Linked DNA regions of Homo sapiens: region 2 is linked to region 1. Evidence: chromatin contacts called from ENCODE Hi-C data. All regions are on one chromosome and are shown on one strand. Each heading gives the region's core, a stretch centred on a gene start or an enhancer-like site at or near the end of the contact. The rest is flanking DNA. Distances are from core to core; before and after follow the strand shown.

Region 1 (3,932 bases), core at 177-2,676:
CTCATATATTTACGTGTTTTAATATATGTAAACCTTTCACTGAATGGTGTTAGAATCCACTCATTAGTGACATTTCCAATTAGAGAAAACACAGTACATCTATAAAGACCTACTGATGGTGATCTGCAGTGGGAAGTTGTGATACTTAACCTTTCTTAAATATGTAGAGGCAAACTGAATAGAAAACTGTGTACAAAAATGAACACTCTATACATGAGCATTTTTTTTTTTTTTTTTTTTGAGACGGAGTCTTGCTCTGTCACCCAGGCTGGAGTGCAGTGGCACGATCTCGGCTCACTGCAAGCTCCGCCTCCCAGGTTCACACCATTCTCCTGCCTCAGCCTCCCCAGCAGCTGGGACTACAGGCGCCCGCCACCACGCCCAGCTAATTTTTTTGTATTTTTAGTAGAGATGAGGTTTCACCGTGTTAGCCAGGATGGTCTCGATCTCCTGACCTCGTGATCCGCCCACCTCGGCCTCCCAAAGTGCTGGGATTACAGGCGTGAGCCACGGCGCCCGGCCTATACATGAGCATTTGTGAAGCTTGTCTAAGATTTGTACATTTGATTGCGTGGATATTTTGCCTTAAAAAGAACTGTAAATGAATAATGTGTGCTGATGTGTTCATGGGTGTAGAGTACTAAGGTCTGCATTAAAAAGATAAGATGGTTTGATGGAAGAACAGGTGGATAGCAATATAGCAAAATGTTAACAATTGGGTCGATATGTGTCCACTGTACAAGTCTTCCCACTTTTCTGTAAGTTTGTAAGTTTTCATAATACAAATTTGGATTTAAAAACACCCCAACATTGCAAGAGTGTCACCAAAGTGTTTGAAAAGCAGGATTCTAGGGGGGGCATTCGCTGACGACTCAGAGAAACCGTCCATGCCACCCACCACCCCTACGCACTCAAAAGAAGCCCTCGCTAGGCAGCCCGGCCCTCCGAGCCCTGGTATCGAGGGGCTCTCCGCCTCTCCCCTGCCGCGGCCGCCTCCTGCTTGCCCGGCCTCAGTCTGTTCTCAGAACATACTCCATCACCTGGTTCCCAGAACTCAGATTGCGCAGTGGTCTCGTCATCATCGGCCAGGACTCACAGTGCCCGCGGCAGAGGCCTCCCTAGACCTCCCTCCCGTCCAGCCTCACCCGCTGCCTACTCTCCTCACGCCCCTGCTCCAGGTCCCCTGGCCCCATTTCGCTCGCCACGTTTTCATAATCCTCTCAGGCTCCGGGCAAGCGGCGCCGCCCGCAATGGGACCTGATCATATAAGGAAAATACTGCGGGCTCATCCGGGGGCTGCAATGGGGACCCGAAAGCGCCCTAGCCTACTACAATCACCGCACCCCAACTGCCGCCCACCTCTCTGCCCTGCCCCCAGTACAGTACCCAAAACCGGTCCGGGTCCAGCTCGGCGGCCCAAGCCTCTGCCCAGCGGACTGCGCACCCGCCCGCCCCAGCCAATCCCGCCGCCGCCGCCGCGCCCCGCCCACAGGACGTTCGGTCCCGCCCCCAGCTGGCGGCCGCGGCCGCCCGCGCGCCAAGTTCCTCAGCCCTTGGCTCCTGCCCAGTGTTTAGGGTGTTGGCGGAGACAAAGGGGAAGAGTCATCGCCTGTCGGGGCTAGGATATGATGGGTGAGAGGTGTCAAACCAAATTCTCTCGGTTTGGAAACGGAGAAAATCTAAAAATGAGGATGTGAGGAAAGAGTCCGCTCTCAAGGCGCGTTGTGGTCTATCCGAGCCCCGTCCCCTGGGCTCCCTCGGGCTGGGGTGAGGCGGGCAGCGCTACGCGTGGGGTAGGACCATCTTACGCTGGGACCCCGCCAAGGAGCCCCAGGAAGTAGGTGAAAGGGCAGGGGCGTGGCTCTCGGGGCGCCACCCACGCTCTTGAAATCTGGGTGATTGCGAGCGGCCGCTCAGCGTCCCCCACACCACAGACCCGCGCCGCCGACGACCCAGCAGCCGCCATGGCTCTGCTCCGAGGTGAGCGCAGCCCCCTCCTCCTCTCCTCGCCCCTCGGGGTCCTGCCCTCCCCAGGCCAGGCCTCCGCTTCCGGCCGCCGCGGAGAGTCGGGGTCGTGGGGTGAAGTTCACTCAACCTCCTCGGTTTTGGAGCGGACGTGATAAAAACCCAGCCCGAAAGGCTTGTTTGGGTTAAGGAGAAAACCCTTACTTGTAAGGCGCTAGCGACAGCGATTTCGGTGCAATTTCCTGTTTAGTTGAGACCAAAGTTTGCTTGCATGTGACCTTGGAGGTCATTCCTTTCTTCGCCTAACAGTGACCCCACTAGTTCGAGTCCAAGTATTAGAAAAAATGGGGCGGCGCCATAGGCCGCGGGCGCCTGCTGCGGGGCAGCTGCGCACAGGAGCCCGCCGCTCGGCCTCGGTGGTCAGGGCTCCCCGGGTGAATCGATGGAGAGGCCTGCAGAAATGGTAGCTGGTGTTCTGCTGGAAGACCTGCCCTGCTCCCATTTCCCTTCTGTTGCTTTAGATTAGAGCGGTCACTCTATACCTAAGTTCTAGGGTTATGAACTTGTTTAAAACAACTGTGTAATAAACTCCCTTTTCAAAACAAGTGGGCACAGTCAATGGAATCTTACTTTAAGGATGTACGAGTCGAAGAACATTGAGGTGGAATACATATCGAGGCCCTGAGACAGGAAAAAGCTTGGCAGGATCTAAGAACCAAGCATTTTGGTGCTCCAGGGCCCTGTGGGCTCTGTAAGAAGGTGGGGTTTTGTTCCAAATTCAGTGGAAGGCAATACAGGGATTTAAAGCGGGGTAATGACAGGATCTGATTTCCACTCTGTCCGAATTTGGGGCGGTCTGTGTAATGGCGAAGAGACCATTTAAGGATCTATTGTAGAGGTCCAGGGAGCAGCAAATGATGGCTTTGACTCGTGTGGGGCAGTGTAATTGGGGAGAAAAGGGGAGGGATGAGTTGAGATAGATTTGGAGGTGGATTTGATAGAAAGTGGATTGGATGTGGTGGAGTAAATATAAGAAGGAAATGTCGAGAATGATGAAAAGTGTCTGGTTTGATGAACCGTGTTCATGATGATGCCACTTTACAGAGTGAGGAAAATTGGGAAAGGAATAGATGTGGAAAGAAGGATTGAGAATTCAGTTTTAGGCAGAAAACTTTTTGGTGCCTGTGAAGCAGCCAAGTGGAGATGCCAGCTAAGCATTGGTTAGGGGGATCTGAAAGTGAGAAGAACCAAAGTGGCATGGGAACAAATCAAGGGAAAAATCCGTATTCTGGGACCAAATGCAGTGTTTACAGTTTCCTGCAACGTGGATTTCATTTGCCAGTGCCCTTCCTGACTGAATTTACTACATTTACTTCATAAAGCAGCGTGGTGAATTTTTTTTAGACGAGGCATTTACACTTCATTTAAAAGGTGCATTGTCATGAGCTATCTTCTAAAAAAGGAAATAATATTTTTACTGATATCATTTTAATATTTTATCAGTGGTTCTTACCCTTTCTTATAATACAGACCTGTTTGAAAATTTCACAAATACTATAAACCCAAAAAGGAAAAAAATGCACATTGACACCTGTATTAAGGAAGTATAAAGTTTATAAATTTCTGGTACAATTTACTGTAGTGTTAGAGCTAGTGATCGTATTTTTTTCCATTTCCTTATTGTAGCAATTAGGAGGACACTCATGTCGAGAGAGGTAAAGTGGTTGTGTATAATAACACAGGTAGTTAGTGGCTGTGACTAGAACCCAAGCTTTGAGCTTGAAATAGTGATGTTACAGGCCAGCTAGAATCATTAAAGATAAACTTCTCTCAAGCAGCATACCAAGTGTTTGCAGGATGGGTGGGAAGAAAGAAGAGCATGTGACTGATTATAGGGAAAAGGACACATTTGAGTTAAATTTTGTTAAGGATTAACATTAATTTGTCAGATTTCAGTCAACAAGAAG
Region 2 (4,216 bases), core at 356-2,855, 1.2 Mb before region 1:
AATTTATGAAATCCACCATAAAAATTATTCAAATGCCTTGTTCTAAATCTAATTACGAAATTACGCATTTTTTTTTTTTTGATACTAAATGGTTTTTGCCAGCAAAAAGGAGTGAACCTACTTCTTAAAACACCCGAGTAACCAAGCTGCTACTAAGACTAGAAGGATGCTAATTCTGGCAAAAGTCAAAGGTTACTAACAAAAATTAGCTAAGATTATATGTTTGCAGAAAGTCAATTCAGGGTAATTCCGCTATTATCCTGTTGTGTTTATTATTCCTAAATAACTGGCAATTCCACCTTAAACTACGGTGCAAAAACTAAATGCATTAAGAAACTAATTGGGAAATAAATGTGTTTTTTTAAATAAAAACAAACGTACTTAGGTTTTTGAAGGGAAACAGCTATCAATCTTCAACAGGGCTTTTTAAAGCCTCTGCACCAGCAAATAAACCTTTCAGGTTAACTAAACACACTTGTGTCTTTGAAAATCTAGTTTGAGAAATCCTAACAGCAGTTTGGGACAAGTGATGGAGCCACCGCCCTCCACCCTACACCAATTTCACTGTCAGTACATGCAGTGCTAACAGTAAGATCAGCTGTGTCTTTTATTAGGAAGCATGTTTTATTGGGGGCAAGGAGGGGTTCAGTTAGGTGCTAAGAATGTGTCCTGCATACCGCTGTCACTCTCAGTACTCAAAAAGTAAACATATCAAAGCCAGAAGCGTAAACTGGCATGACAAGACTAGGAAGAGAAAGTAGGGGACAAAGACAAAACAGAAATTGGCTGGAGAAAATAAATTTAGACAAACAATTTACAACTTTCACTTAGACCCTAAGGCAACACATTCCAGCCGACCCAACGCGCTCAGCCGGGGCGACCGTGAAACTACTGAGAACAACAAAGAGGAGCGGCGGCCGCGGCAGGAGTCCCGTCCGAGTTTAACTTGATTCTCCCACGAGCTGCAAGCGGAGCTGGGGGCCCGAGGGACGCGAGGCACCGCCGCCCGGCATTCAGCCGGCCCGCCCGGCCCGGCTCGTCAGGCCGCCGCGGTCGCCCTCCCAGAGGATTCCGCGCGCTCCCAGCCGCCGCCGCCGCCGCCGCCGTCGTCGGGAGCCCGCCCCGGGGCGGGGAAGCCACAGGCGGGGTGCGCGGGCCCGGCCGGGGGAAGGGGAGGGGACATGGCGCGGTTACCTGGGCTCGGGCGGTGGCGAGGGGAGTCCGCTCTCCCGCGCTGCTGGTCCGCGGACGCACCGGGCCCGTAGCTTTCCCCGGCGGCCCGGAGAGCTCCTCGGCCCCCGCCCCGAGGCGTCCCGGCCAGGCCGCCCCTCCTCAGCGCCGCGCCGCTGCCCGCGCGGGCCGGACCGCCTCGAGCTCCCGGGCCGCCCTGCGGCGGGGGGCCTCTCTCGCTGGGCGCCTGGCTCCCCTCACCCGCTCCCACCCCCTGGGCGGCCGCGGAGCCTAGGGGAGAGCAGGAAGGGCCTCCCGAGGAGAGCGGGAAGGCGCGAACGCAGGCTCCGCCACCCAAACCGCTCCGTTACCGCAGCGGCGACGACGACCAGGGCCGTGTTGTTGCTGCCAACTTGTCGAGAAGCCACTGAGCATGCGCGCGCGGGGACCACATCCGGGTAATTTCAGGGTTTGGCCCTTTTCCCCCGCAGCTTTCCTTTCTCCCGGCTGCCCCCGCCTCCCGCTCCGAGTGACGGGGAGGGTCGCTCTGCGCAGGCGCCTACAGGGCAGCGCCAGCCGGCGGGCGGCTCTGAATCTGGACCTGGGCCTGGGCCTCAGCGCGGGCGGAGGCGAAGGCCTGTTTGAGGGAGTGGTCGCCGGGGAAATTGGCATCTCGTTGCAAAAAAGTATCCAAGGAGCGCGGGAGAGCTCGGCGTAGAGTGGGCGTCCAGTAAGTGTTTATAAATAGCTATTAGCCCGGCCTTTGTTGTTTTTTTGTTTTGTTCTGTGTTGAGGACCTGCGTAGGCACAAAAATTGGCCTTCAACAGCCAGTCGACAGCTCTGGGGAGAAGGTGGCTAGGTTGTAGGAGTTCACTTCGGGAAGAAACAGACGCTGGCGGCACCTTCCTTCTCTTTCTGGCAGCCCCGAATCACGAGCCCCAGAGGTGTTTACACTCGAGAGACGCACAGGACAGTCAAGGAATCACATATTGAAGAGCCTTGCCAGGCGTTGCAAGTGTGAGTGGATTTTGTTGGAAGAGATGTAGGCGCACTCTCGGAGCTGGAGGCGAACTTCGAATCCTACGACACACCTGTTAACTAGGTTACCTGTTTGTTTGGTGGGGGAAGGCATAGGCTCTGCTTTTGACTTTATGCCTCTTTTATTTCACATTTTTTACAAGACGCATGCATTTCTTTTTCATTTAAAACGCATTAATGATTTATTTTCACCAACCAGGAACTACTTTTAGTCCCTCCAAAACCAATGATTAGCCAGTTCTAAAGTCATTTCTTAGGTCACGTCGCCCAGAAAATCTCTACACCCACCGTACGCCTTCGCCACTCATACTCAGTGCTTCATTCTATCCTCCACATCACCGCCTGGGCCATTCCCTCTTTGACCAGAAAGCCCCTAAAGCTCCAAACTGGTGTTCTCTTACCCCTGGGGTTTATGGAGACCAGTTTTAAGGGAATTCATTTCCACATCTTCCATTGCTATATATTCTATTTTCTAAACTTGCCCAGCTTGAGAAAGGAGCTGAGGACACAGCATCCCCTTTCAAAACTGTCCTCCCACCTTACAGAAGAAAGTCAAAATTCTCACCCACTACTAAGGTGCATGGGATCAATGCAGAACCTCCCCAGCAATCCAAAAGGGACAATTCAAAAATCGGTATCTATGCTGAGAAAGTAAATGACCTTAGTGAATGGATATTAAATTATTTTTCAAGTCAGATAGTTTTCAAATCTTTTCTGTCAACAAAACTGAAGGAAGATCTGTCAGCTGATAGATTACAAAACATGATTTGGTAACAGATCAATATGTGAATCTTAGGTAATATACCTCAGAAGAAGTTTTTAAGAAATTGAGACATTGTTATAACTAAACTTCTTCTATTCCGTCTGTATTAGTTACCTATTGCTGTATAACAATCTCACCACAAATATAGAAGCCTAAAACAACAAACATTTATGATCTTACAGATTCTCTGAGTCAGGATTCCAGGCATGGCTTAGCTGGGTCCTCTACAAAGTGAGGCTGGAACAAAGGATCTGCTTCCAAGTTCATGTGGTTGTTGGCACCATTCAGTTCCTTGCAGGCTACAGGACTGAGGGCCTTAGTCCTTTGCAGGCTGTTGGCTGGAGACCCCCTCTGTTCCTTGCCATGTGGTGCTCTCCATAGGGAAGCTAACAATATGGCAGCTTGCCTCTTCGAAGCCAGCAACGGGAAGAGTCTCAGCAAGACACTGGTTTCAATCTTATGTAACATCATCACATACACAGTATCACTCATACTCTGTCACCTTTGCCATACATTGCTGGCCAGAAGCAAATCACAGGCGCCACCTACATTGAAGGGGAAGGAAACACACAAAAGCTTGAACACCAGGAGGTGGGAATCATATGGGGCCTCTTTAGAGTCTACCACACCATGTATTTATTTATGCAAATGATATTCCCTGTAAGCTCAACCTCTTCTCAGAATTTCCCTTCAGGTTCCCTTCACCTTTTTACTTAAGGAAACCCAACTTTGCCCTGGGACACTGCTCCTCCTTCCACCTCTCAAGTAGTGGCAACTGTGTTTTCTTTCTTTTGTTTTTTTTTTTTTTTCATTTTTAAAATAGATCAGTTTTATTCTGCTAGTTCCATAAAAACAATGTAAACGCAAGCGTTCTGTACATCTTGCTGGTGAATTCACATAACGTTTAGTTTCCTGATCCTTGACCTCCTCGTCTTCTCCAGTTATTTTCTGTTTGGACTACTGGCCACAGGAGTGGAGTGGGATTGGGGCTTAGGAGAGACCAATGTGGCCTTTTGGTATGACTTGTTTTATTGCTTGCCCTCTCAGCACACTCCTGTTACTCCTAACACAAAGGTTGAGATTTAAGCCCTTAAACCTGTAGGTTTCACCGTCAGCTTTTTCTTTTTTTTCTTTTTTTTTGGCATAGGCATTACTAGGGACGTGAATGGGAGACTGGTATAGAAAGTGGTGAGGAGCCGAAGCCAACAAATTGCTTTAAACACAAGATGAAAATGCTCTGTTCT

What was found. Hi-C counts contacts between places; a loop is a spot of excess contacts on that map. Pooled maps may share reads with other maps.
Region 2: a map of naive thymus-derived CD4-positive, alpha-beta T cell shows a loop between it and region 1 (10-fold over the local background). The contact joins the promoter of SMAD4 here to the promoter of SNHG22 in region 1. A Hi-C loop is called at or near these places in 1 of 168 maps with a recorded cell type or tissue (naive thymus-derived CD4-positive, alpha-beta T cell), 1 of 37 single-sample maps with no recorded cell type and 12 of 50 pooled maps.

Annotation. Positions count from the first base shown.
Region 1 is chr18:49,811,517-49,815,448 of GRCh38, reverse strand. It overlaps SNHG22 (small nucleolar RNA host gene 22), which reads right to left and starts at 1,426. Exons shown (of 4, transcript NR_117096.1): 1 at 1,387-1,426. It overlaps ACAA2 (acetyl-CoA acyltransferase 2), which reads left to right and starts at 1,916. Exons shown (of 10, transcript NM_006111.3): 1 at 1,916-1,980. The coding sequence starts at 1,965. It also overlaps SCARNA17. RefSeq lists silencers at 1,404-1,573, 1,816-2,110, 2,004-2,123.
Region 2 is chr18:51,027,602-51,031,817 of GRCh38, reverse strand. SMAD4 (SMAD family member 4) reads right to left here and starts at 1,605. Exons shown (of 12, transcript NM_005359.6): 1 at 1,195-1,605. LOC107985152 (a long non-coding RNA gene) reads left to right here and starts at 1,724. Exons shown (of 4, transcript XR_007066370.1): 1 at 1,724-1,900. RefSeq lists a silencer at 991-1,570 and enhancers at 1,376-1,994, 1,851-2,020, 3,656-3,755.